Linked DNA regions of Homo sapiens: regions 1 and 3 are each linked to region 2. Evidence: read pairs that join two places in POLR2A ChIA-PET (ENCODE). Cell type or tissue: Panc1. All regions are shown on one strand. Each heading gives the region's core, and the rest is flanking DNA. Links, peaks and the distances in the headings are about the cores only.

What was found. Peaks named below come from ENCODE experiments on the same cell type or tissue, not always from the same donor. Only the 100,000 strongest peaks of a DNase experiment are listed, where the experiment ranks them.
Region 1: POLR2A ChIA-PET joins it to region 2 with 10 read pairs; 2 of 35 experiments call an interaction of 5 or more read pairs at or near these places.
Region 3: POLR2A ChIA-PET joins it to region 2 with 12 read pairs; 6 of 35 experiments call an interaction of 5 or more read pairs at or near these places.

What each region holds. Positions count from the first base shown.
Region 1 is chr2:99,538,174-99,549,014 of GRCh38, reverse strand. It overlaps AFF3 (ALF transcription elongation factor 3), which reads left to right. Exons shown (of 25, transcript NM_001386135.1): 25 at 1-3,596. Among named protein-coding and RNA genes, the nearest start is that of REV1, 54 kb to the right of the region's middle. In Panc1, for the core only: no CTCF peak of the experiment used is centred there; no DNase peak of the experiment used is centred there; H3K27me3 peaks cover 3,240 bases.
Region 2 is chr2:99,972,526-99,980,525 of GRCh38, reverse strand. All of the region lies in intron 7 of AFF3 (ALF transcription elongation factor 3), which reads left to right. Among named protein-coding and RNA genes, the nearest start is that of AFF3, 170 kb to the left of the region's middle. In Panc1, for the core only: no CTCF peak of the experiment used is centred there; a DNase peak (open chromatin) is centred at 4,915; H3K27me3 peaks cover 783 bases.
Region 3 is chr2:99,876,717-99,884,716 of GRCh38, reverse strand. All of the region lies in intron 7 of AFF3 (ALF transcription elongation factor 3), which reads left to right. Among named protein-coding and RNA genes, the nearest start is that of AFF3, 260 kb to the left of the region's middle. In Panc1, for the core only: no CTCF peak of the experiment used is centred there; DNase peaks (open chromatin) are centred at 2,536, 3,926, 4,366, 5,046 and 2 weaker places; H3K4me3 peaks cover 879 bases.

The DNA of each region.
Region 1 (10,841 bases), core at 1,596-9,595, 430 kb after region 2:
TTTATCAGCACTCTGATGGCCCACATTTCCCAGGAAAACTTCTTGAAACTTACCGTTGTGGGCAGTGGTCAGAGCGTGTAGTTCTTATGACTGTCTTGTTTCATCTGTGGAGCACGTGTGGAGCACGTTGGTACAGCAGTTTCTGTGGGGTTTGGCATGGGTGATTTTGGTTAGTAACCATCCTCCAATTGTTGCTTGTGAAAGTCATTCATAACTTGTTCCTTTTACTTAGTTTTGTTGTTACTGCTGTTGTTGTTGGTTTGGTTGGTTTTGAGACCGGGTCTGGCTCTGTAGCCCAAGCTGGAATGCGGTGGCGCGATCATGGCTCCCTGCAGCCTCAAACTCCTGGGCTCAAGCAATCCTCCTGCCTCAGCCTCCCAAGCAGCTGGGAAGATAGGCACGTGCCACCACACCCGGCTAATTTTTTCTTTATTTTTTTTGTAGAGATGGGGGTCTCACTATGTTGCCCAGGCTGGTCTCAAACTCCTGGGCTCAAGCGATCCTTTGGCCTCGGCCTCCCAAAGTGCATGAGCCACCATGCCTGGCCTGTTTAGTTTTGTTTCAAGTTGAAATACCTTTCTTGTGTTTTCTAATTAGAAAAGTAATATCTACTCATTGTAAAAACTCAAACAGTGCAGAAATGTAGAAAGTAGAAAGTGTAAGTCCCTGGTTGTCCCTTCTGCCTGAGACAACCACTGCTCACAGTTTGATGTATATCCTTCCAGAGACTCTCAAATTTAAGCAAATAATTTTTATTACCATGTCTTTTTATTTGAAGACGTACATTTGCCTCCAAAGTTCAACACAAGTTCAACTGACCATATCCTTCCATGACCTGAATAGATGCTATCCTTTATCACGATGTTCAATTGCCTTTGAAAGAGAGTAGTCCAGGTATATTCCTGATCAAAATTTGGCATTTTTGATGATACTACTCTACACAGATCAGACTCATGTGCAGAATCGTGCCTGGAGAGAGAGGTTTGGTTAAGACAGAGATTTCTGGAAACATTCAAATTGCAAATGGAAACTTGAAACCCACAATCTAATGAGGAATGTACTGGAAAAATAATCTGAAGAGTTGACAAATTGTGTACTAGATTGAACACATGGAATGCAATGCAATGAGACTTTCTGCACTAAAACTTATCCTCATATGTACAACAATGATGTGTGTATTATATAACAGTGATGTGTACATTTCTGACACCCCATACATAATATACACAGTTTGTATAAATGCATACATTTAAAAATATATATGTACAATACAGCTAACATAAAACTGTAGTACGCCTGAAGGATATTACTAGTGCCTAATATTGAGTATGAGTCACTGCGTGTTCGCATCAACTTGGAAGTGCAGTAATTGTTATAAAATTAATCAGTGCAGCCAACATTATTTATGAATCACATCTTTGAAACTGTGCAGTAGCATATACATATATATTTTTAAATAACATTTTTCACAGTTTTCCAGAGTTACTGTTGAAATCTGCATCACCAAAAAAAAAAAAAAGCAAGATTTTTTTAACAATGTAGACACTCTTCAGACCCAGTAATCTGCGTGTGATTTCCTATTTGTAGATTCCCAAGAGACTTTAGCAGTCACCAGCCTTAATGCATGTACAGGATATTATTGTGACTTAATTTATCTGCAGTTTTTAATCCATGTGAAATTGGAATTTATAAACGGACTTGGATTAAACATGTCTGCCTTTCTAAGGTTGCAAATGTTACATTAAATGATTTATGTTGTAAATGAGAGAAGTTGAGTTGTACGTAAAAGACATCCACCAATTTCTGTGAATATTTTTACACGGAAACTTGAGAATCAAAATACGTTCAAGTCAGTTGTTCTGGCTCCCAGTTTATAATCTCGAAAAGCAATCTTTTTGTTTCATAAATGGCTTAAATGTAGCTCCCACAGATTATCAGTATGAAGTCTGACATTTTTCATGGAAAAGAAGTATGTTTTTCTTCATTATAACTATAGTTTACTATTTGTCTTTGCTATTTCCTGATACATACACATACGCACACACGCGCGCACATGCATGCACGTATGCACATGCACGCTCCCAGTGTCCCAGTGAAGGCTCAACAGGAAGCTTGAGAAGGTCATCTCAATGGCCACAGGGTTCCTGTTCAACCAGTAGCCCTGGGATGCCGCTTTGCTTGTCATTCTTTAGTGTCACAAGTTAGTTCCCTGACTTGTGTGCAGTCAGGGAACTGCACACAACTGAAACCAACATGGTGGAATCATGTTTGCAATATTTGGTTGAGTAAAATAAGATAATTTTGAACTAAAGAAGACGGAGGCATTAGACCAGTGGCTTGACATGAAGCATCCCCTATGTGGGAGGGTAAGTTTGTTAACTTCATTTTTAGTCTTATCTCCAACCCTTTTCCTTATCCTCCTCCCCAAACTAAAGAAGCAGAAACAGCAACAAAAGCAAAACCATCCCTTCACCTGATCCAGCCCATGTCCTTAGATTCAAATATCCTTTGTCTTTTTCCCATTATACCATCTGACATAACTCACTCGTGTCTAGAGAGAAAAATGCAGAAAGGGTTTGTTTGCAGATGGGCAGTTCAGTTGAGTCCTCATTAACCAGGCAGAGGGGTGCAGAAGAAGCCTGACTCAGGGTCACCATGGAGAACTCCTCATCCCAGAGATGGGTGGGACAGGAACTTGGCTTTGCTTCACCAACCACTGAGCTTGATACTCTTTCAGAGGTGGTTTGTGCTAAGAAACACCCAGCAGTCTTTCAAGAACGTTCTCTTCTGTAGCTTTGCCTGCTACACAGCTGAAGTCTGTCCCTATAAGAATTATATTTGTAAAAAGTAATACATTTTCGAAGAAACCCGGATCAAGTGGAATCTTGAAAGTTTTTTTAATGAAAGGGGAAAAACAACCTGACCACATAAACTGCACTTCCAACCATTTGGAACCAGAGTTTATGTCCTCATTTTCCCATTCTCAGAAGAGCACAGTTTTTCAATATTACAACTTCCTGGCAAATAGCACAAGAAATGTTCAGACTTGAGATTTGTGTTCCCTTTGTCCAGATTATTCTGTATATGTCACCAAAGGGGTTAACTTGTTTGCTTGGCATGAGGAAAATTATAAACTCCGTTCTCAAACTAATTACATCTGCCCACGGTTTTGGTTTTTATTATTTTAATTGGCACTCCGAGGCAGCAGGGGGTAAATTTTGTGTTGGCTGCAAGGGGATTTAGGTTCACAGCTCTTACTCACAGTAATGGGAATCAAGGGATTAAATCTCTGTGTGTTACTTTGAAAATCCACCTCTTACAGCCAATTTTATAGACATTGATCTGAGGGTTGAATTCAGGGCACTAATTGCCAGTCAGTACAAGGGTCAGCATTTGTGTTGAAGCACCAGGGGTATTGATGTAGCCTGAAAAGCTGAATCAGGGACTTGGGTTTTGTTTTGTTTTGTTTTTTTTACCCATTTTTAAAATAGGAAAGCTCATCCAGAAATACTTGGATCTAGACATGATATAACATAGCACCAATGTTTAGGATTTTTAGAGTGCTGTTGGGTAATTAAAATAATATCAATGTTCTAGTTTCCTTATCGTTGCTTTTTCAATTTTCCATAAAACAAAACTGAATTTTCCCCAGTATTCAAGATCCCTTTATTTCTAGATGCCCATAGGAGCAAAAAGAAAATACTCAGCAGTGAGGAATGTGCACTACTTCACTAAGCAGCATTCCATCCACAGGAGCCAAGGGTATCTGACTTTTCAAAGAACATTCTTGGAGTCTCCCATCTTACCTTCATCTGTAGCATGAGTGATCACAAAGCCCAAAGGATGGCCATGTAGCTGAGATGTCTGTAATTCTAAGCATGTGTCACATGGATCTTTACTTACAGACACTTCCATAGCATCACCAGCCATCTCTGAGGCCTCTTTAAATGGTGACATAGCAGCATTGACACTTTTGAGTAATTTGCAAACTGATTATTAATCCCTTGAAGTTCCCAGGGCTTCACACACACACACACACACACGTCCTCCTCTGTGGGCTGGGTTGATCTTTTGTTCCTTTAGAGTTTTTCCTTGTAAGTTCTATAAGTCGGATTTCATTTCTTGACTCCTTACTATTAATAGAACAGTTGTTAGCAACAGTGGAGGCTTTAAGGAAATGGAGCTCCAGTGTAAGAATGCACTCATGTTGGGGCCACGCAGTTGGAACAGTAACTGGAGTGCCCAAGCACCCTCTTCCGTTGTCCTGCTGCACCGGGTCTTTGAATAAAGCTCTTCTCTGTGCCTCAGTTTTCTCTATGTGAGGTGTAACTTAACATGTCAATCACCTTACTGAGCGACAGATCTGGGCAAGCTTTTTGAGATACCCAGGTGTCACACTTGACAGGGTTTTAAACATTACTGTAGGAACAGAGGCAAAGGAAGTATATTATGTCTGCAGGCACCAAGGTGCAGACATGTACAATGTGGGAGATGGAATTTTCTCCTAGGGTCTAGATTGGACTAGGATCTAGCAGACCAAGAGGATGACAGCAGGGTAGCCATACCCACCCCCATGAGATGGGAGAGAGACAGGACCAGCCAGGGAAGACACCAGTGAGGGAGCTCCTTCACCTGTGTGGCTACCACTTTGAGTCCTTCCTGGCTGCAGGCAGAGTTCTAACAGACCAAGGCGGGCAGGGCAGCAGGGCTACCTAATACCCCACTGTGGGTGGTACGCCCCATCCTCCTCCTCATCATCACACCCTAGTTTTAAGAAATCAGAGGGGCCGGGCACTGTGGCTCATGCCTGTAATCCCTGCACTTTGGAATGCCGAGACAGGCGGATCACCTGAGGTCAGGAGTCTGAGACCAGCCTGGCCAACATGATGAAACCCTGTCTCTACTAAAAATGCAAAAAATTAGCCAAGCGTGGTGGTGGGCACCTGTAATCCCAGCTACTTGGGAGGCTGAGGTGGAAGAATCTCTTGAACTCAGGAGGCAGAGGTTGCAGTGAGCTGAAATTGTGCCACTGCACTCCAACCTGGGCAACAAGAGCAAAACTCCATCCCAAAAAAAAAAAAAGGAAAAAAAAGCAGGGGCTATCCAGATGGGAAGGGGAAGAAGCAACATGGAGTCCAAGCTTCCAATGGCTGCCATCTTCCATGAGAAAACAGCGTGTGCACTGCACATCATGCTACAAGCGTCACCAGAGACCTGTGGCACAGTCAGGCTTCCTGTGCCCCCATGGTGAGTTCTCTTCATGTGGATCTTGTGCCTCTGATGGTAATTTTTGTTAGGGGGTGGGGGTAGGAGGTGGAGGACAGCTGCTCAGGGAGGTTCGTCTCTGAGAAAGGAGATCTGTCATAAGGGACTTAGGTATGTCATGCATGAGCTTCGGGAAAGAAAGAGGAAACCTCTCTTGAGAAAATGGATGTTTTTTTTTTCCTCTAGGAGGTTAGGTGGTTGCATCAACATAACTATTTAATTGTAGGAAAAACTTTAGTGGCTGTACCAGTAGAGAGGAAAATCAACATATGATCTCATTGATCTTTGTGATGCCCAATGACTGGACATTCTAGCCCCAAACATGCAGACAAAGACTAGAAATCCAACTAATGATCTGGATGTTGCATACCACTAGGGTCAAAGCCCTAAATGGTGGATTGAAATTTTTAGCTGTTACATTTTTTAGGCACAGGGCCAGTGTGTCTGCCTTGCATCAGTAAATCAGTGCTTTGAGCTTAACCAAAGTAATCATGACATACTGAAGAGTCCCTTCTTTTCATATTCACTGGAAATCCCTTTCCTAACCTTTCTCCAGTTAAAAAAATAAAAAATAAAAAAAATAAAAGGAACCATGGCTGGAGATGATGAAAGGTTCAGCCTGATTTATGCCTAACTTAATACTAATGTTGTTTTCACAGGTGCACGAGACCTTGCCCAGTGCAAGCAAATTCCAAGTAGTTGGCTAAAAACTTCTAGAGTGGCAACAAAAAAAAAAATTTTTTTTTTTGAGAACCTCATTCTGTCACTCAGGCTAGGGTGCAGTTGCACAATCTCAGCTCACTGCAACCTCCCCCTCCCGGGTTCAAGCAATTCTCCTGCCTCAGCCTCCCAAGTAGCTGGGATTACAGGCGCCTGCCACCACATCCGGCTAATTTTTGTATTTTTAGTAGAGATGGGGTTTCACCATGTTGGCCAGGCTGGTCTCGAACTCCTGACCTCAGGTGATCTGCCCGCCTCTGCCTCCCAAAGTGCTGGGATTACAGGTGTGAGCCACAGCACCCAGCCTGGCAACACAATATTTATTAGCAGGAGGAAATACACCAGGTGGACACTTGGACTTCACCCTTTCTCAGGCAGGGTGCTAAGGAACAGATACTCCTGTTACAGTGTAATAGTCTCTTGCTTACACAATTCTGTAAACATCTAAAGTCCCTCGCATGAATTCTGCCCCAGTCAGTGAAGGAATTTAAAATTCCACCATTTTTTTATGCTGTGTGTGTCATCTTGGAGGTTTATTCATGGAGCTAGCAACTCTGCTTCAGTATTCTGATATCAAAGGCCTAGTGTGTCACATCAAACACCGTTTCAAATTCTGCGTTTTGGTCTTGGGAAAGCTGTCAGCAACTTGGGAGCCAGCTTATCTCCCTCGAGAATTTTCCAGGTATCCAGCTTTGGCAGTCACAAAAACAAATTATAAGATCTTCATCTTCTTACAGCCATCAATCTTAGGATGGTTTCAAGAATTGAAGAGGATTTTAAGTAGGACAATTCTGTATAGTAATTTATGTCGTGAAAATGTACACATTGTAGCATTGATGAAAATGCCGTTTATTAGGTCCAATACCATTTTCATATCTCTTCTAGTTATTCTCTATTAAAGTAGATCAAGTTCATTTTGTTATGTGATATTCATTTGGGGCTTCTTGTTAGTGCATTTGGATGTGATTGTGGAGAAAGTCCAGAATCTGTGTTGATAGTCACTATTTTAATCCAAGTAGCTGTAATGGCTCTGTTAAGCAGCAACATTACAAACACTACGGCTGAGAAAGTTGCAGGCTCCTATCTGTGTCTCTGAGTATGTGGGAAAAAAAAAAAGTTAATCCAAGCAATTCATTAAAGACCATTGGCTTTAGTAAGAATCACTTCTTCCAGCCTTTCTTCTCAAAATCTGTGAATACTTCTTGCAGGGAAACTTTATTGTTTTTTTCTACTCCAAAACATTATATATGATAAAAATTTATTTTAAGGCATTCATATAAATAGACTGGAAAGTACATGCATCAAAATATTTCACTGTTTGGAAGACTGGTGTTTTCTTTTGTGCTTGTCTCTGTTTTCCAAATTTTCTGCAATGAGCTTGTGATTCTTCTGAAGTTAGAAATTCTAAAAACCAGGCTGAGACAGAATTGCTTGAACCCGGAAGGCGGAGGTTGCAGTGAGCCGAGATCACGCCACTGCACTTCAGCCTGGGCAACAGAGCGAGACTCCGTCTCAAAAAAAAAGAGAAAAAGAAATTCTAAAAACCTACAATAAATGTTGTTTTCTTCATAAAAGCACATCTACACATAACTATGAGGACATTGCGCATAGTTCTAGTGTAGTACTGTGCAAAAATAATTTGCAATCTGCGGTGAGGGTGCAAAGTATATCAGCTGAAACAGTGACCTTTTAAGTCTTCCTAGGAAGTTTAAGTGGATCCCTCCCCCTAAGCAGGCCAAATCTCTTATTCCTGTTTAGGAATCCCATCTCCCAGTCTGCTTTTAAGATATCTGCACACCCGGAACCTAAAATCTTCACTTTGGGGGTTACCCATATCTGCATGAGGCAGTGCAAACGTTAAACCCCCTTTCTCTCTCTCTCTCTCTCTCGTGTCACCACAGTTGCATTTATCATATTGCAAAGAAAACTCCACATTCAAATCATGAATAATTTAATAGTGAATTATTTTGGCACAATCTTAGGAAGGAGTGGAGAACACATCTAATATTAAGAATTTGTCTAGAAGGATCTTGTATTTTATCTGAGTCTAAAATTTACAAGTGCAAAGATGATGGAGTCTTTGACCACTTACTTTACTGTTTGGAGATTTTGCTGTTTCTATAAATTCACCTGAAACTCACGCAGTGCAGTTCCTGGGATGGGGAAACATCTTACTGTACCGTAACAGAACGAGCCTTAAGGATTCGTAAGCATAAGCACTTTTATATTTAAAGGGAAATATTAATTTATCAGTGAAATTACTTTTTTAATGTCTCAATAAACCTTGAAATCAACATCACTCTGTCTCTAAAACATCCTAGTGTCTCTTCCTTAAACTTCTTTCCAAGTAAAATGTTGTCCTTTCACATGTGTTACGTTTTGTCTTAAATATAATCAACTAATCATAAAAAAACTACCTTTTCCCCTACAAAAGTATGAATCCACCCGACCTACTAAAATGGGCAACATCATTGTAAAGAAAGGAGCAGCAGCCAGGGGCAGTGGCTCAGGCCAGTTAACCCAGCCCTTTGGGAGGCTGAGGCAGGCAGCTTGCTTGAGCCTAGGAGTTCAAGATTAGCATGGGGAATATGGTGAAACCCCGACTCTACAAGAAATACAAAAATTGGCCGGGCGCGGTGGCTCACGCCTGTAATCCCAACACTTTGGGAGGCCGAGGCAGGCAGATCACGAGTTGAGGAGATGGAGACCATCTTGGCCAACATGGTAAAACCCCATCTCTACTAAAATACAAAAAATTAGCCGGGTGTGGTGGCGCATGCCTGTAGGTCCAGCTACTTGGGAGGCTGAGGCAGGAGAATCGCTTGAACCTGGGAGGCAGAGGTTGCAGTGAGCTGAGATCGTGCCATTGCACTCCAGCCTGGTGACAGAGCAAGACTCTGTCTCAAAAAAAAAAAAAAAAGAAAAGAAAAGAAATACAAGAATTAGCCAGACATGGTGGCACGTCCCTGTGGTCCCAGCTACTCTACTAGGGAGGCTGAGGTAGGAGGATCACTTGAGCCCAGGAGTTCAAGGCTGCAGTGAGCTATTATCACACCACTGCACTCCAGCCTGGGCAACAGAGTAAGACCCTGTTTCAAAAAAGAAAAAGTAAAGGCACACCAATCTGAGAATACTCTTGGAAGGAAATGTTAAGTAAGTGTCACGTTAGAGTGAAAAAGAAATAACCTGTAATAGAGCCTGGAATATTCTTGCTAAAGGGGGTTTTTTGCTTTTATGTTTTTTTTTAATATGTCTAAGCTTTATTTACTGTAAAGCAGTGTGCAAATGTAAGCTGTTACTTTGTGACATAATTCAAATAACCAGCAGACAAATATTTAAAATATTCAATGCTAAACCCCAACATAAGCCGTTTTTAGTTCACTACATTTCTTTCCCCTTTTCTTCTTTGAAATTTATTTTAAATCAAGTAATACAATGCTGCTTAAAAAAAAGTATACAATATAAATAGATAAGAGTTCCCCTTTATCCCCATACAGTTCACCCCAAAGAGAGCCACACTAGTCTTGAGCTCCTGGCCGCAAGTGATCCTCCGCCTCAGCTTCCCAAAGTGCTGGGATTGCAGGTGTGAGCCACAGCACCCACTCTTGTCAATTAGATATATCTGTCCATATTCATTTACATGTCTGTGTGTGTGTGTGTATGTGTGTGTATTTAACACAAATAGATTCACATTATACATGCTGTTTTGTGTTCTGAAACTTGCTTTTATCATTTAGTAGGAAATCTGGGACATTGTTCAGTATCAGTACAGAAAGATCTACCTCATTGCTTGGGACCTCTGCTCAGTATCTCTGTAGTACAATTCATCTTGGTTTATTTAACATTCCCTATTGATGGATATTTAAGTTGACTCATTACGTTTTTAAAAATTGATATATAATTCACAAAGCATAAAATGTATCTTTTACAGTGTAAAGTCCAGTGGTTTTTAGTGTATTCACAAGATTATGCAACCATCACCACTGTCTAATTCCAGAACTTTTTTTTTTTTTTTTTTTTTGAGATGGAGTTTCGCTTTTGTTGCCCAGTCTGGAGTGCAGTGGTGTGGTCTTGGCTCACTGCAACCTCCGCCTCCCAGGGTTCAAGCAATTCTCCTGTCTTAGCCTCCCGAGTAGCTGGGATTACAGGCACCCACGATCACTCCTGGCTAATTTTTGTATTTTTAGTAGAGATGGGATTTCACCATGTCGGCCAGGCTGGTCTTGAACCCCTGAACTCAGATGATCCAACCACCTTGGCCACCCAAAGTACTGGGATTACAGGTGTGAGCCACCGCACCCAGCCTCCACAACATTTTTATCACCCCAGATAGAAACCCTGGACCCATTAGCAGTCATTCCCCAATCTCCCCTCCCCACAATCCCTGGCAACCACGAATCTAGTTTCCATCTCTGTGGATTTGCCCATTCTGGACATTTCATATAGGTGGAATTATACAATATGTCTCCTTTTGTGTCTGACTTCTTTCACTTAGCACAGTGTTTCCAAGGTTCATCCATATTGTAGCATGTTATCAGCACTTCATTTTTATTTACAGCTGAATATCTCCTTGCATGGAGAGAAACACATTGTTTTTATCTATTCATCAGTTGATGGGCATTGGGTTATTTCCACCTTTTGGCTACTATGAATAATGCCAGTATGAACATTCATAGCACAAGTATTTGTGTGAAGATATGTTTTGAATTCTTTTCAGTATATACCTAGGTGTGGAATGGCTGGGTCGTGCTACCTGTATGTTTAGCCTTTTGGGAAACTGCCAATGCATTTTCCACAGGAGCAGCACCATTGTATATTTCCACCAACGAGGAACGGGATTTTCCATTTCTTCATGT
Region 2 (8,000 bases), core at 1-8,000:
TCAAATCCTTTCATAGGGTATATCTGTCTGTTATTCCTTTGACATCTGAAAATTGCCACATATTGGGAAAGAGAAATCATTGCCTTTCTTCATGTCCCTCCAGCACAGTTGTTTCTGAGCTGTGCTGTCTCTAACTGCCAGCTCATGTATGCTCCTTCCAGAGAGTCATTCTGTCTGCACTTAGAGGAAAGAAAACATGGACTCCTTGACACCACGTCTCTGAGGACTCATCTTGTGTCTTCCATCCTGGCACAAGAACCAAGTGTACCAGACAGCCTTTGAGGCTGAAAAGAGATCGAGGAACAGCAGGGGAAAGGCAAATAGCACAATATTTGTTTCCACAACTGATGTTACTACAATGAATATGAAACTCAGAATTTTCTGTTAAGTCAAGCACTAGCTGAGGTTGAATAACATGCTATGACAATAGTGGTGCTATAAACCCAAGGACATTGTTATGAGTTTTCACATTAAAAAAAATGGCTGGAAACTTAGATTTAATTAAGGGCACACAATTATGGCAAGAGGGGTGTAGCTGAAAACCATAGAGAGTGAGAAATACAGGCAGTAAGATTCTCAGAGCCATGTTTGCGTATCTACATTGCCTGTACTTTATGGAATTCTGGTTCTTGGTGATATTTGGAGTTCAGATAGTGGATTTATAGTGGGAAAGAGGATTTTGAATATAGAGATAGTAGAACTAGGGAATGATTTTTTAAAAATAAAAGGTAAAGAACAGAATAGGCCGGGTGCAGTGGCTCATGCCTATAATCCCAGTGCTTTGGGAGGCCCAAGAGGGGGAATTGCTTGAGGCCAGGAGTTTGAGACAGCCTGGCCAACATAAAGAGACCCCATCTCTACAAAAGTTAAAATTTAAAAATTAGCTGGTCGTGGTGGTGCATGTCTGTAATCCCAGCAACTCAGAAGGCTGAAACAGGAGGATCACTTGACACCAGGATTTCAAGGTTGCAGTGAACTGTGATTATACCACTGCACTCCAGCCTGCCTGTTTCTAACTTAAAAAAAAAAAAGAGATAAAGAATTTAAAAAAATTTCTAAAGATGGGGAGCTGTTTATTCTCCTTTTCATGGAATCTGAATAGTCCTTTCTCATGGTTTATGAGACTTCTCCTTGAATCTAAATATTCTCAGCCTCAGAGCCATAGCTGTTCTGAGCTTTGGATCAGCCTTCTTACCCCTTTTCTTCAAGAGCCCATCTCACAGGCTGCCTCTCACTAAGATGAGCTAGTTCTTAGGCACTGATTTTTCCCTTGGGAAAAAAAGCAGTGGAGTTCAGTATAAATCTTTGCTGTAAACCCACACTGTATATAACACACTGCAGGGTCTTTGCACGATACAAGAACAACTTAGTCCCGGTCCTCATCTTTTGAGGATACTAGGGAGGCAAGCAAATATATCTATTAATACAATATGCCCTATTTATATACTTCCAGATCTTCAACAGACTATTCTATTGAAGAGATCATTGCGTTGATCTCTTCAGTTGAAGAGCCCATGTAGTCAGTCCTTCCACCACCTGCCTTTGATCCTGTTAGTTGCTGTCTTAGTTTATGTGGGCTGCTGTAACAAAAATACCATACACTGAGTATGTGTGATGTGTAAACAATAAACATTTATTTCTCTCATTCTAGAGGCAGAGAAGTCCAAGATCAAGGTGGTGGCAGATTCGTTATCTGGTGAGGGCCTGCCCGCATAGATAACATCTTATTGCTGTATCCTCACGTGGTGGGAGGGTAAGGCAGTTCTCTGGGGTCTCTTTTATAAGGGCACCATTCTCAACTGGCTCTGCCCTTATGATCTAGTCACCTTCCAAAGGCCCCTCTTCTTGATATCATCACCTTGGGGGTTATGATATTCAACATGAGAATTTTGTGGGGACACAGATAGTGAGATTATAGTGGTTGTTCATCTCTTCCCTGCCATGCCATGCACACACGTGGCACCTTGGGTTTGTCTGGGGGGAGAATGATGTTCCCGTTATCCCGATGGTGTCCAGCTTTTGTATTTGTCATGTCAGCTGCTGGGCCTGTCTTAGAAGTTGCTAATAACTTCCACTTTAATATTACTCTTATTGATGCATTGGGTTTTTTTATTGACCAATAAATAATTTAGGCATTGGCAATGTTAAGACCATAACATAAACCTTTTCTAAGTAATTTTTCCATATTGAGCTTATTAGCATCTTTTGGTATCTGCTGGGTTTTTAGCTTTACAACAGGCACTCACATATAAACATGTTTATCCTATTTAGATTTGTAGTTCCTGGGAGTCAGAGTTCTGTGAGCAGTCTTAACTTATAAAGCATGTTCAGACATGCTTTTCAGATGATTTTGTTTCATTTTAAAAGGGGAAATGGCATTAACCTAATAGGAATTCTCCTCCTGAACCTCAGAGGCAGCAGATGGTACAGCTCTCTTTGAACTTTACTGCCCAGGTGAACGTTCTCTGCATTTAGATCTTCAGGAGTTTTACAGACTAGTGTGGAGTGGACATGTAAGGACAAGAGGAAGAGGCAGGTTTCAGCTGAGCTCTTCTCCTCCTTAGAGCAGGACAGTGTTGGGATGGGCTGATTGTGAGTATGGAGTTCTTTCTGGAGGAGCTCCAGCAGGAGCTGGGCAAATACTGGGAGCTTTGACTAAGGGGCATGCATTGCAGATGAGGTTTGACCAGAGGTTTTCCAGGATCCCTGAAGAACTCTGCACTTCTAAGCCTGTAAGGCCACAACAGGTGAGATGAAGGGGGAGTTGAACTTCCAGCTCCTTGTGTGTCCCCTAGGGTTCCCCTTTTGGGTCCACACAAAGGCTCTTGAGCCCAATCTGAAGGTCTAAGGCTATGGATATCTCCTCCATTTCTAAGTTGGGACAAGGTTGTCCAGCAAAAAGAAAAGCAAAGACTGGTCCAATCTTAGAGACGTTTGTTTTGGAAGCAGAGCTGGGCTATTAGCTTTCCTCAAGAAGGAAAAAGGAGTGCTACAAAGTTAAATACTGATTTTTAAAAAAAATTGGCATTCACACAATTTCTACTACCACAGATGAGACTTCTTTTTGTTTTTCTCAAAAACTTAGGCTCTCCGAGGGATTGGTGGAGGCTGTGGTACAGTGAGGGAGCAGAGTTCTCTGCCACGTTGGAAATCAGCCTCAGACAGGAGCAGGCCTTGGGTTCCCTATGGTGGTGGAGGCGAGCTGAGAGATGTTGAGGCAGTGAGAGCGATTGATAGACTGCTACCCAGCATTGGAGAGATGACTCTCTAGATGTCCTGGGCTGGCATTCTAGCTTCTGACATGCCAGTCAAACCCATAGATTCACACGCCTGAAGGGACCATCAGTGGTAAGATTTATCCTCCTGACTTCAGACAAAGCCACATCCAAGCCATCTCAGGCATTTAAGGATCTATCCTATTTTTGAAGTCTCCAAAAAGGATCCCTTGGTCTCTCAGTTTAATGTCATAAACTCTGTAAGTCAGGAAATTTAACTTTAGAGCAAGCTCAGATTCTTTCTATGGTTCAAAGACCATTTTCTTTGGCAATCATCCTCTCTCTGAGTACCCTTCATGTATTTGAAAACCAATACTAAATTGGCTTTCAGCTGTCTCTTCTCCCCAGGTGGAATAATTTCAGTTCTAGTCACTTGAATTCAGAAGAAAAAGCATGCTAGCAAAATTCAAATCAAGTAAATATAAGCCTTTTTTAGGAAAAAAAAAAAAAAACAGGAACAAAAAGAAATGGGTTTTCTACTGAAAATGTCCAATCTGAAGTTCAGGCTACCTGAAATGAAATTAAAGGTTTTATATTAAATTTTCATTACTGCAGAATTAATCAGTTGCTGTCCATTCCCGTTTTAGTGGGGGCTGGAATTTGCTTTTCCTTGTAGGCCTTGTGGATTTCCTTTGTGAATTTAAAAGCAATTATGTGAGTTGAAGAGATTTAGGGGCTATTGAGAGAAACAAGATTCTTTAGTAAGGATTCCTTACCTTTGCCAAAACCTCAGCTCTATCTGGAACAGAACTTATTAATCTTTTGGAAGAGTTATAGATCCAGTTGAAAATCTGATAAATGCTACGAACCTTTTTCCTAGGAGCATATGTATGTATATCTGCGGGAACGATGCCATACAATTTCATTGAGTCCTTGGGCCTCAGCTTCTAATCTCAAAACCTAAAATAGGATGCGTTTTAATCAGAGATGAAAGTGACACATTTTACATAAAACTCTTAATTGATGACCAGAAAGAAAAAAAGTGAAATATTTCTTTTGTAAAGGGGTAGAGTAAAAGAGATTCCTGTTGAAGTACAGTTCTCTGTGACTTAATTGGAAATTTAATTTAATTTAAATTGAAAATACTTTTTCATTTCTGAAGTATTCCCACCAGAAATCCTTAATATCTAATAGAATTTAATTTTGAATAAGAATTGGCGTTAACTCCTCCTTGCAATGCTGTGAGCATTGTAGAAAAAACCTGGGCAGGCACTAGGAAAATGAGCTCTTCTGGTGGTTCTGCCACTGGCTGGTTGTGGGGACCTGGGTACATCTGTCACCTTCTTGGGCCTTCTTAATTAGGAAATGCTGCTTTCAGAATCTCTTAGTTTCATTTTTTTTGTGTGGGTTTTCTCTTTTTCTTTTTTCTTTTTTTTTTTTTTCATTTTAATCTTCTATTTCCATGGCTGTGCCTTTCCAGAATTAAATGAAATGTTTCTTGATGCAGACTGTTATAATCTAGTAGGGTGGTTTGGCAAAAAAAAAAAAAAAAAAAAGTGGAGGGAAAAGGTAATGAGTGAGATGTTGGCAAAAAGGGCTGTGTCCACAATTGCTCATCAAAGCTCATGTGTTACTCACCCCATCTCAGCTGCTGAGCTCCAAACACTGGTGCAGTAAAATAAAAATGAAAATGCCTCCTGCCTCCTACTGCTTCCTCCTACATACACCTTAAGGAAACAAGATCCAGATTTTCTAAACAATTTTCTTCATTTTACTTTATTTTGATTGGCAAAATGTCATAGGAAATGACTTGTCAGTGTATCAAGTTTACATATGTATTTCCATGACCATACATAGAATGTTGGCACCCATAGATTTGAAATCAGACTTTCTTGCTGTCATCATTAGTATTTCATAAGCAGGTATATCCTTTCCAAGTAAAATTGTTCAGTCTAGATAGTTAGATAATTTTGATAGATTGTTGGGTTTACTCTGCTTTGTATGATAATTCAAAATATCTAATTCTACCCCAATTCATTAGGGTTAAAAATGAGAGGTCAGTGATTCATTGGGTCTGGGTGGATTCCAGCTTCAAGTCAACCGTGTATCCCTCACTTGCCCAATGGCTGTCAAGAGAAAAGACCCAGTGAGCTTTGGTGAAACACAAAATCAAGTTGACCTTGGCCTAACAGTAAGTTAATATGATTACCAGGGTATGAATGCATTCCAGTTCAGCAGGCTTCTAGGATGGCCCACATAATCCTGGTTATTTCAAGTGGAAAATCTTAATATTCCCTTAGTGATTGAGCTACAGGTTTCAGGAAGTCCATTATTAACTACCACTGCCTTGAATTGAAACCTGATGATGTTTTCTTCCTTTCACCATGCCACGGAGCTGCACTGCCATACCTTTCCCAGACCATCATTCACTCTGGTAGAGTTTGTCACACGTGTCACAATTTGGGAAGGCAGTGTGCATTCTCCATGGGCACCAGTGGGTGCACTGGGAGAAGGGACTCCAACAGATCTCATTAATTAGCCTTTTATTTCTGCCATGGATGACAAATGTCAGCTTTTGCATTTGTTTTATACTCAACTGTTGAACTAAATCTCCACACTCAGAAGAGACCCTTCACTGCTGCGGGAACAGTAGTGAAAAATCATTTCCATTTTCCATTGGTCAGAGAGACAAAAGGTTGTCAGATTGGGTAGAGACAGGTTTGAGATAAATGCCGCAGCACCCTGGTAGTAAAGGAGAGAGGGTTATCTGTGCATCACTGCAGCGATTACTCATGCTTTTAGTGGTGTGCCTTTCATCACTGCAATTAGCTTCTTGTCTGCGAGTGTTTGGATACAGAGTCTGTGGTTGTCATGCAGTCAGTGTCAGAATCGCTCAACACTGTGCTCACTTTTGTGCTTGAGTACACTTATTGATGAGCACACAGGTGTTAAATTAGATTGGTTTCAATCCATTGTAGGAAGTCACCAGGCACCAACTAAGCCTCCTCTTGCTGAGGTTTCCGAAGTCTAGGTTACAGGAAAATGAGGAATAATCAGTTTCAATCAAATAGGAATTATTATAGAGATTCACTTAATTAAAAAAAATTATCACATTTCACTTAGGGGGAAAATAAAACAAGCCTTGGTAGAAAATAGACATTTAGAAAAGACGTCTACATTTTACATGACAATGCATTTGACTTTCATTTACCTCCGTTATATTAACATAATTTGTACATATTCAACATCTAAAGTCCCTTACCTTTCCAGCTCAGAAAATCACAGGTGAAATTGTTCTTTGGAAGTTATGTTTAAATGCAAATTAGAAAGGCAGTTTCAGAAATTCATGAGCATTTCTGCTGCTTGGGGTGTCTTGGGTGCTCTGACTTCTGGCTCAAGGCAGGACTCTTATTACTGAAATGGCTCATTAACGCCTGCGTTCCACAAGAGGAACCCTCCCCGGGCACCCCTGCCCCAGAGCGGGCCACAACAAAGGGACAGCGAACAAGCAGGCCCACTAATTAAAACAATAGCTGCAGAGACAAAATGTGCCTAGAAGACCTGTACCTGGAGCAATTATTTTCCATTAAACTGCTCATTAAAAAAAAAAGGAAAAAAAAACTGAAGATGGTATTTACCTAAAAAGGGGAAAACATTGAAAATTAGAATCAGGCAATTGGAGCTTATGCAGTATGGTTTTGTATACCCAAGATGAAATGGTGATTGGCAGGTATCAAACTTTGAAGTAATTTGAGTCCAATTTTAAGTGACTTTTACCCCTGTGTGCACAAAACGGAATAAACCATAACCATCTGTCTTAGGGGTAATCTGAATCTATGGGTAAAAAATGTTCGGGAAATACTCTGAATTGACTTAGGTGGTGGGAAAGTGGAGCCAGTAGAACGACTTGCTTATCTGTTCTCTTTTCCCACCTTGCTTAAAACAATGTCAACACAGTAGAAGTCCTGAGGTCTCTGTTTTCCCTCCTTATGTCAAAGCTTAACAAAGAAGTCCTTTGCTAGGGAGCAGGTGGAATGCTTTTTAGCTGCATCTGTGCCTTGATAAGGAGGCGTAGACCAGAGTTAGAGAGGTAAGTGCGTCTAGAGAACAGGAAGAAAAAGAAGAGCAACTTTCTCTACAGTGAGCACTCAGTGGAGAACAGCTGGGGGTCATGGGAATCTAAGCCTTAGAAATGACACAAGGTAAACCAGGGAAAACAATTACAGGTATCATGTGTTGTTTTCGGGTTTATTTCTGATCAGATCAAGTATATCAAAAAGCCTACTATTATGCCCAGTAAAATCAGTAGAGGAGAAAAGCTTGCATGCCCATCTATTCCTAACCATTTATAGGTGTTGAGGTGCCTGTTTTGCTGGTGCCAGGTTTAACAAAGGAATAAAGAAAGCAACGCAGCGTACCTTTTGAGCAGAAGTGGCTGCAGAGCTGGAGCCAAGAGGCACCTCTCATCTCTGGGAGTTGAGCGAGGAGTTGGGGGCATATCTTTGCCTCCTTCCTGTTCCTTCCTTGACCATGCTTAAAGTTCCCGACCACTCTACAGTCACTCTCCATTCTTTGTAGACTTACAGATTCTTCATATCACTTAGCACTGTCTGCAATTATCTTATTCATTTGCTGACTTATTGCCTGCTTCCTTAACAAACTAAGGGCTGTGTCTGTCTTGTTTATTGCTATATCCTTGGCACCTAAAAATGCCTAGCATACCATAAAGGCCCAATAACTGTGTGTCAAATGAATGAACTAATGAGGTAAAATACTATCTGTGAT
Region 3 (8,000 bases), core at 1-8,000, 96 kb after region 2:
TGATTAATAAGCAGGCCGGGTGCAGTGGCTCATGCCTGTAATTCCAGCACTTTGGGAGGCCAAGGCTGGCAGATCACTTGAGGCCAGGAGTTTGAGACTAGCCTGGCCAACATGGTGAAACCCCATCTCTACCAAAAAAAAAATACAAAAATTAGCCAGGTGTGGTGTTATGTGCCTGTAGTCCCAGCTACTGGGGAGGCTGGGGCAGGAGAATCTCTTGAACCCCATAGGCAGAGGTTGCAGTGAGCCGAGATCATGCCACTGCACTCCAGCCTGGGAGACAGGGTGAGAGTCTGTCTCAAAAATAAATACATACATACATAAGCAAATAAGCGTGGTAACTATAGTTAATAGCAATGTATATATCAAAATTGCTAAGCAGATTTTAAATGTTCAAGCCGTACAACGAAAGTACGTGAGGTGATGGATGTGTTAAATAGCTTGATTTAATCATTCCATAATGTATAAATCTATCAGAACACCACATCGTAACCCCATAAATACGTATACTTTTTATCAGTTAAAAATAAATAATCAAAAAATAAATAGTTATTTGCTTTTCAAAAATAGTTGTCTGCTCAAGAAGGAATTATAATCAAATTACTTTATGGACCAATCTCTCCTAATGTAGTTACAACATGATGTCTGTACCTTTAGTATCACAGTGGGTAAAATGAGGCAGTATTTGCCGTGACTGCACACAAATTTCCTCTCTTCATTTGACCTGTTAAACAAATGTGCATGATTAATGGTTGGCGACTTCATGGAATAATCAAGCAGAGTTCTGTCTGCTTAATAAACAAGGCCCCTGAAATAGAGAATAAAGTCTGTACCATTTTTAATTTGGTAAAATTGTGTTCACGATAATGCTTCCTTTCTTCCTGAAATGTATAATAATAATTCTGCCTAGTCTTGTTTTTATTTTCACGTATCCCTAAAGTTAAATTTTAGTTCCTTGCTGACTCAGTAGAAGGCTCTCTGTTGATTTTAGATTTAGGATGTTTCAGTTGGGAAGGGAAGAGAAGCCACCCTGAGGGCGAGAATGAGGAAATGATAAAAGAAAGATCATGTTATTTTCCTTCTCTCCATGAAATCATGGCTTGCCAAAAGAAAAAAGACCTTTGAGGAATGTAGTAGTTCTCCAAATGAAATTGAAGGGTCACTCCAAAGATTAATGACTCTGAGATGTTAATTCAGAAGAGAATTTATTCTTAAAGGCTAAGATTTATTCTGGGCCAGAGATTCTGAGTTCAGCTGGGAGACTAATGAAGCGTGTATTTTATTTTTTAGCGTTTTTAATGGTGCTGTCAGTCATATAGCATGGGGCTTATTCGCAAGAATTTTAGGTCTGGTTAAAAGTCTCTACATTCAGACTGTGAGAACCTTCTTTAATGGGAATTTTTTTCAGAAAACCTTTAGGGGGTAGCTTATTTCTTTTATACTTGAAAGGTTTTATACATGAGAGTTCTGTGTTTTTATGAAGATATCGTATTGGTGTGAATTCATATTAATTATTAACATATTGCAAAGGTTAAAATGCACATATTTCACAGCAAGGCACCATCCCTTCCCTGGGTTGCATGTTGTTTTTCCTGCCTGGGGTCAAATATAAAACAATTTATTGATATCCTAGCCAGTTCTCTTCCTAAACTGTGGATGAAGCTTCAATTCCACTTTAAAATACATCTATCATTGTTCAACACTTCTTCAGAGTTAAATATCTGTGCAGAATAATACCTTGTTTTCCTTTGTTAGAAGTAACGTTCACTTCATCACTTAAACTGCACCGGGCCCTATCAACACAGGACATTGGCTTCTTCCTCACTAATTAGTGTTGTTCTTACATCATAAACCAATTGATGTGCCCGTCAAAATGTGCATTACTGGGAAATTGCTAGGGCCATGCCTTGGGCCCAGACTACAGTTTCTTTATGTGGGCAACTGTCATGACGACAGCCTTGAGCCTTGCATTGAGTTCAGTTCTGTCACATTAAAAAGAAAATTCTCCATTAAAAATAACTGAGTAAGTAAACTGGAACAGGATGGCCAGTGGATTATGCAGGCTTTACCATGAGCTCCTGTCTGTCATGATATGCTCTTTCATCAGCCAGACCTTCCAAGAGAGATGCCCCTTCTCTAGAGGTGAGCCTGCATTGGGCACTGCTGTGAGGGATGAGTGCTTCCCAAATGCAGCAGTCCTCATGAACCAGGCAGACTGAGGATGTGCTTCAGCCAGGGCTGCAGCCGGTCTGTAGCCACTGCAGGACCCCCCAGGCTTCTGTGCAGTGCTGTCACTAGCTTCTTTCACAGCTGGATAGTTTCTACCCTCCCTCTGGGATATTTCTGCAACATTTGACCTCATAAAAATATAGTGTCTTTAGAATGCCTAGATTGGTTAACGATAATTTATTCGGCAGAGTGGGGCTTTTGAAACCCCCTTGTGCAGATTAATGGCTGTTCCCTGGACATCAGGCAAACCTCAACAGTGCAGTTACTTGTGTCTTCATTTTATATATGTTCACCCACAGAGAGCTGGGAGCTGAGCTCTCTCACATAAGCAGGAACAGCCAAAGAATGCGAAGAATGATTTATGGGTTGCAGTGAGAGAGGGTGGGGAGAGTGAGGGGGAGAGAGAGAGAGACAGAGAGAGAGAGAGAGAGACAGGCAAATGAGGACCAATCATGCCAAAATGAGACATGATTTGCTGCTATTTTCCTTTCCCAGCGTGTTTTTCCTGGGTGCCTCCCCAGCAGAGCTGTTCAGTCACTTCTGTTGTGTGTGCTCATGCATAAATTCAGGTCAAGTACAAAACCCTGATTTCTCTATTCATCATAGGAACGGGTAATGTTCTTATCAATACATAACAAGAAATTGCAACTAATTTGGCTCATGACCTTCTTCTTTTATCATTAATGGTTGAACTGGTGTTTGCTTAGCCATTAATGCATTCAGTTCAGTAAACTAAAGCTGTTTGAAATTTTCACTAATCCTTTTCCATTGAGGGTTTCCCTGGACCAAATCACTTCTGAATAAAACAAAAAAGTGAATGCGTGCACAGGTTTCTCAGATTTTCCGGATCAAACATCATTTACAGGGCATACCATTTTAAAATGCGATTTTTTTTTTCTTTTCAAATCACCAATCCCATAGTACTGGAGAATGAATGAACTGTTTACTGAAAATATGAATTGCATGAACTTACCCCATAAAGTGTTCAAGTACTGAGGGCTTTTTTTCAATGAAAAAATGAAACAATATATAGAATAAAAGTAGAAAAAATGGTTTAACACCTAGCTTTTTTTTTTTTTTTGAAAAGATGCTTTTCAAATGAATCCGTCTTTGCTATTTAATTTACATTTTGAGGGCTCATTAGGATGATGAATGATGAGGCAGGAGAATAAAATATACTTCCTGAACAAAAGACAATCTCTGTAGCCTAATAACATTTTATGCCAGCACTTACATTTGTCAGAAGTGGATGCTATTTATCCCTATGATTATTTAAAAATCATTTTTATTGTCCTTTGTGCTGTGTCCTCTTCTGGGAATTTTAATTCAGAGTTTGACACCTACTTATTAACTTCCATGAAGTATAGAGTACAAAGGCCTATACTCTATAAAGAATTCTAAATAGCCGTGTTTATATTGCCTGCAGCTGTACACAAATTAGCTCAGTTTGGATTTGTTTCTATCAGAAATAGAAAGCCTGTTGGAATAGCGGGTAGCCTCTGCTTCCTCCGTGAAGTAAGTGCTCTCTGCTGTCTGCCCCCATCTGAACCAAGTGGGACTTGCGGGGTAGACAGAAGGGGAATTTTCCTAATTATGATACAGCCCTTATGCATAAGTACATTACTTCCATTTCCTTTGCCTCCTCCAACTGCTCGTCCCAAACAGCACTCCGTCATCTGTCGCCACATACAGATGCCCGTTCTTTCCTCTCTGATCTCCTTGCCCAGCCTACACTCCAACTCCCACACCCTCACTATTATTCCAGATTGCTTCTTCCTGAGCCATCTGTCTCCCTGGCTGTGGATTTTCCCAGCTACTCAGTGGGCTAGATTTTTTTCCAGGGTGGGTAGCACCTTTTGGAAATTGAGTGGGAGTTCTGGATGCCAGATGACATGCAGGCCAGGGGTCCTAGTGTGAGGGATTCTCCACGCTATGGCATAGCCCATAGCGCCAGCCCACGCTGCCCATCCCATGGCCGCCTGTCAAGCCTTGATTTCCACCCACCACCTCAGAATGCCAAAGAACTTTACTTGTGATTCATCCTAGAGGTTTTATAAAAGGTCAGGTGTCTGTTTGGTCTTTCCCGAGGGGAAAAACAGCTCTGCCGCTGAATCAGAGGCCTCAGGGTGAGCCATATCCTGGGGAGATGCCACAGCCAGCCCCAGAACACAGTTGGGCTCTCCAGGGGCGCGTGACACAAAACCAGGCAGTGCGTGTCTTGCTTCATTAGCTTTAATAACATGTACAAATGTTTCGTTGTCATTTCACTCCCGTTCCAGGCTCATGCCTGCTTGCTTCAGGTGATATTATGGTTTTTAGCAGGCTGGAAATAAAACAACCACCCACAAGAATTCAAAGATGAATCCTTGGAAAGTAAAATCTTTACTCCTATTTTAAATCTGTCTTACCAAACGATCCTTGCTGCTAATACTTCAAATCGATATTCTACAGGGAATCCAGCTTTGACTTATTGGTCTGGCTTCATTAGCAATTAAATGAACACGTAACCATCTGACCACCTTTATTGTTATTTTAGATAATATTAAAAAGTGATGCTCTGTTTGGTTTTTAACTGTTTTTATATTTTAATGAAAGTTACAGTGATAGCTGATACTCATACCTGTTAAAAGAGTTTGTAGCTACTTTATCTGTTCCCATGGACATTAATAGTAATCAAAAAGGACATAAAATACTCAAGAAAGTGGTGGACATTAAGACTAGGGTTTCTGTATTTAGGTCGCAGAGCACAGATATGGTCCTTGGGCACGTTGGCAAGATGTGATGGTTTGTGAACTTGGCCACGTGTGAAATGATGACTAATTTATTTTGCTGCCTTTGGCAAAATACACAAGAGTATAAGGACCATTCTTTTATACCCTGTTGACTTGGAGCAAACTATCCAAAAGCTCCAAATCATCTTGACAGAGAAACTCTTTTCATTCTCCTACCCACGAGGTGATAGAGAAATTCTACAAAGGTTGCTTGCTGTACCTCAAGGAAATAGAAGAAATACTGATACACACGCTGTAGTTTTTAATGTAGTGCTTCATTAATATTATTAATATTGTTGTTATACACGTTTATGGAGCTACTAGGAAGTTGATGAGCACAGCCCAGAAGATACAAACATGGTCCCTGTTCACAGTCAGAATTTAAATAAGCTGGAAGATGGATGTGATACTATGGATGGTATAAACATAGAAGTTCAGGGAAAGGAAATGATTTCAAGAAAGGAATTCCATGAATCTGCAGAACTCATTATGAACTGTGTAGGGACGTCACTGACTTTTTTCAAAAGCATAAATAATAGGTATCTTTGTTAAAGAATACAATCTGGAAAACAGTTTTAGAACTGCGTGCTTTATGTTTCCTTCACCGTGATCAGCTCCGGAATTTTTTTCAACCCTATGAGTTATCACTTCAGTGCTTCTTACCCGCAGATTCCTGGGCTGCCCATGAGTATAGACTTGATGCACATAAAAAAATTCTGACATCTTCTCTCTGAAGTTACCTAATTTTGTGGCCTTAGGGTTATCTAGTTGTTTTTTTTCTAACTTCTGTCTAGTTTCATTTAGATATTTGAAAGACAGTCCATGGACTTAAGGAATCCAAAGTGAATCCAAAGGGCTATTGTTTAAATCTCTGTGAAGTTTATTGGCCAGAATGCTCTAAAACAGAAAGTCTAAACCAGGTTTTGTTGGCAGGCATTGGGAATCCCCTAGCCAACCCTCCTTTTACTTTTACTTGGGAGACTTCATTATTTCCAAATCAAGAGTTTGGTGATAGTTTTCTTAGGGAATTGATGGAAATGTCTTACCTCTTCTTACATTTACATTTACCATTTACTATGTTTTTATTTTATGAATTCAGTAGATGCATACCCCCAGAGAGCATGAGACTTGGAAGAAATACAAGTCAGTGCCTCCTGGCAGAAACCTGAAATTTTTTTCCCTTAATTTTTATTAAAATCTACTTGTTATAAAGTAACATATTAAAGGGAGAAATCATGAGACTTTGAGTTAATTTGGAAGGCTCTGGGTGTTTAAAAATCCATCATGAACTCTTAGTGTGTCCCAATAAGTACATGATTACAGGTTGAAAATTTTCCCTGACCCTAAAGTACAAAAAAGTCTGATTAAGTCTAATCAGGCAGGGAAGAGCGTTCCATTGCAAGAACTGTTTCTCCCCAAAGTTGTAATTTAGCCACTTAACATTCAACCAAAAGAATTCTGTTCCAAGGTCAAATTGACCTGCCTGGATTTTTCTTCACAACTCAAAGCTCACGGATGACCTAGAGAATATTGCCATCGAGGTTAGGCAACCTTCCTCTTTCCGCTTCTTGTTTTCTCCTACTGCTTACCACAAATTTGCATTTTATTGGATGTCTATTTTTTTTCAACATAGGACTTAACTGTTAGGTGTTTCTGCAACATTTAATGATTACTAATCAAGGTAAGCTGACTGATAGTATCATGTCTGTGGAACTGGGGAGCAGTGTTGAGGGTGTGATGTAATAATAGAGTGATTTGATTTGATGTGTTCATCCAACATGCATTTTTTTAGTGCCTTCAGTACTTCTTACTACTCTCTCTCCAGCACCTAGAATAGCATCTGGCCCACAGTGGGACTTAGTAATACTTATTGCATGAATGAATAGTGCACGTTTTTGTGAATTACTTTGTTTTGGAATGGAAAAAAATTAACACCTAGAGTCTAGATAGTGTCTAGTCTCTATTTAGCAACCTTCATACTAGTAACAAACAAGCAGTATATATTTTTCTAAACAAAGTAGTATATTATGCTCATAAAATAGTTTTATGTTTTCATTTAATCTTTTCATTGCATTCCAAAAATAATCATCCTGGCTTCATGTGTTTTGTGAACATGGTCTGAACTTCTGACTATAGAATGATGGTCTTTAATAAAGTGCCAGTGACAGTCTCGTCATAAAGGAGGTTCCCTGTCTATGCTGCCATCAGTTGTAATGGCTTTCACCACCCATGGGCCTCACAGCCTCTTTCTTCATGCTTCTAATCACTTTCAGTCTCATTTCTCATAGTGGTGATTCCAATTGTTAGCATTTTCCCAAGTCCCCATCACAGCAGGTGGTAGACATCTGTACCTGAAGGCCCCCTGGCATCCCAAATGCATGCCCCAAACTGAGCTCATCATCTTCCTCCTGCCCTTCATACCGATTACATCTCCCCCTCAATCCCACTTCTCAGTGGCTTCACTGTTTGACGAGTCATTCATCCAACCCAGAAACTGAGAGGGCATCTTCAGCATTTCCATGCTGGCTACCATGTCCAGCTGATTCCCATGATTGTCCTTAAGGAATGTTTCCCAAGAATGGTGGGAGACAGGAATTTCCCAAGAATCTGTGTATTCCTCACTGTCCTGGAAATGTTGTTAGGTTAGACCTTCTTATCTTCCTCTCTCCCTCAGCGTTAGTAGCCTCCACCCACTCTACCAACCTGCCCTTATGTCCAGCAACACTCCAATTCAGTTTCTACTCTTTTGCCACTATAAAATCCAACTCGACTTTAAGCAATTTTCCTTCTTAAAACCTTTCAATATGAATGAGAGCCTGTGGATGACTTAGAGAGCTGAAAAGCTGGAGGAAATACGTTCCAGGTTGAGAAACAGCATGTGCAGAGGACTTGGGGTAGGAGAAGTCTTTATATTTTAGGGAAACTGAGGGAAGATCCATGTTACTAGAGCTTCGTGAGCCAAGAGAAAGTATTTTGGCATGAGGGTGCGGAGGCACTAGA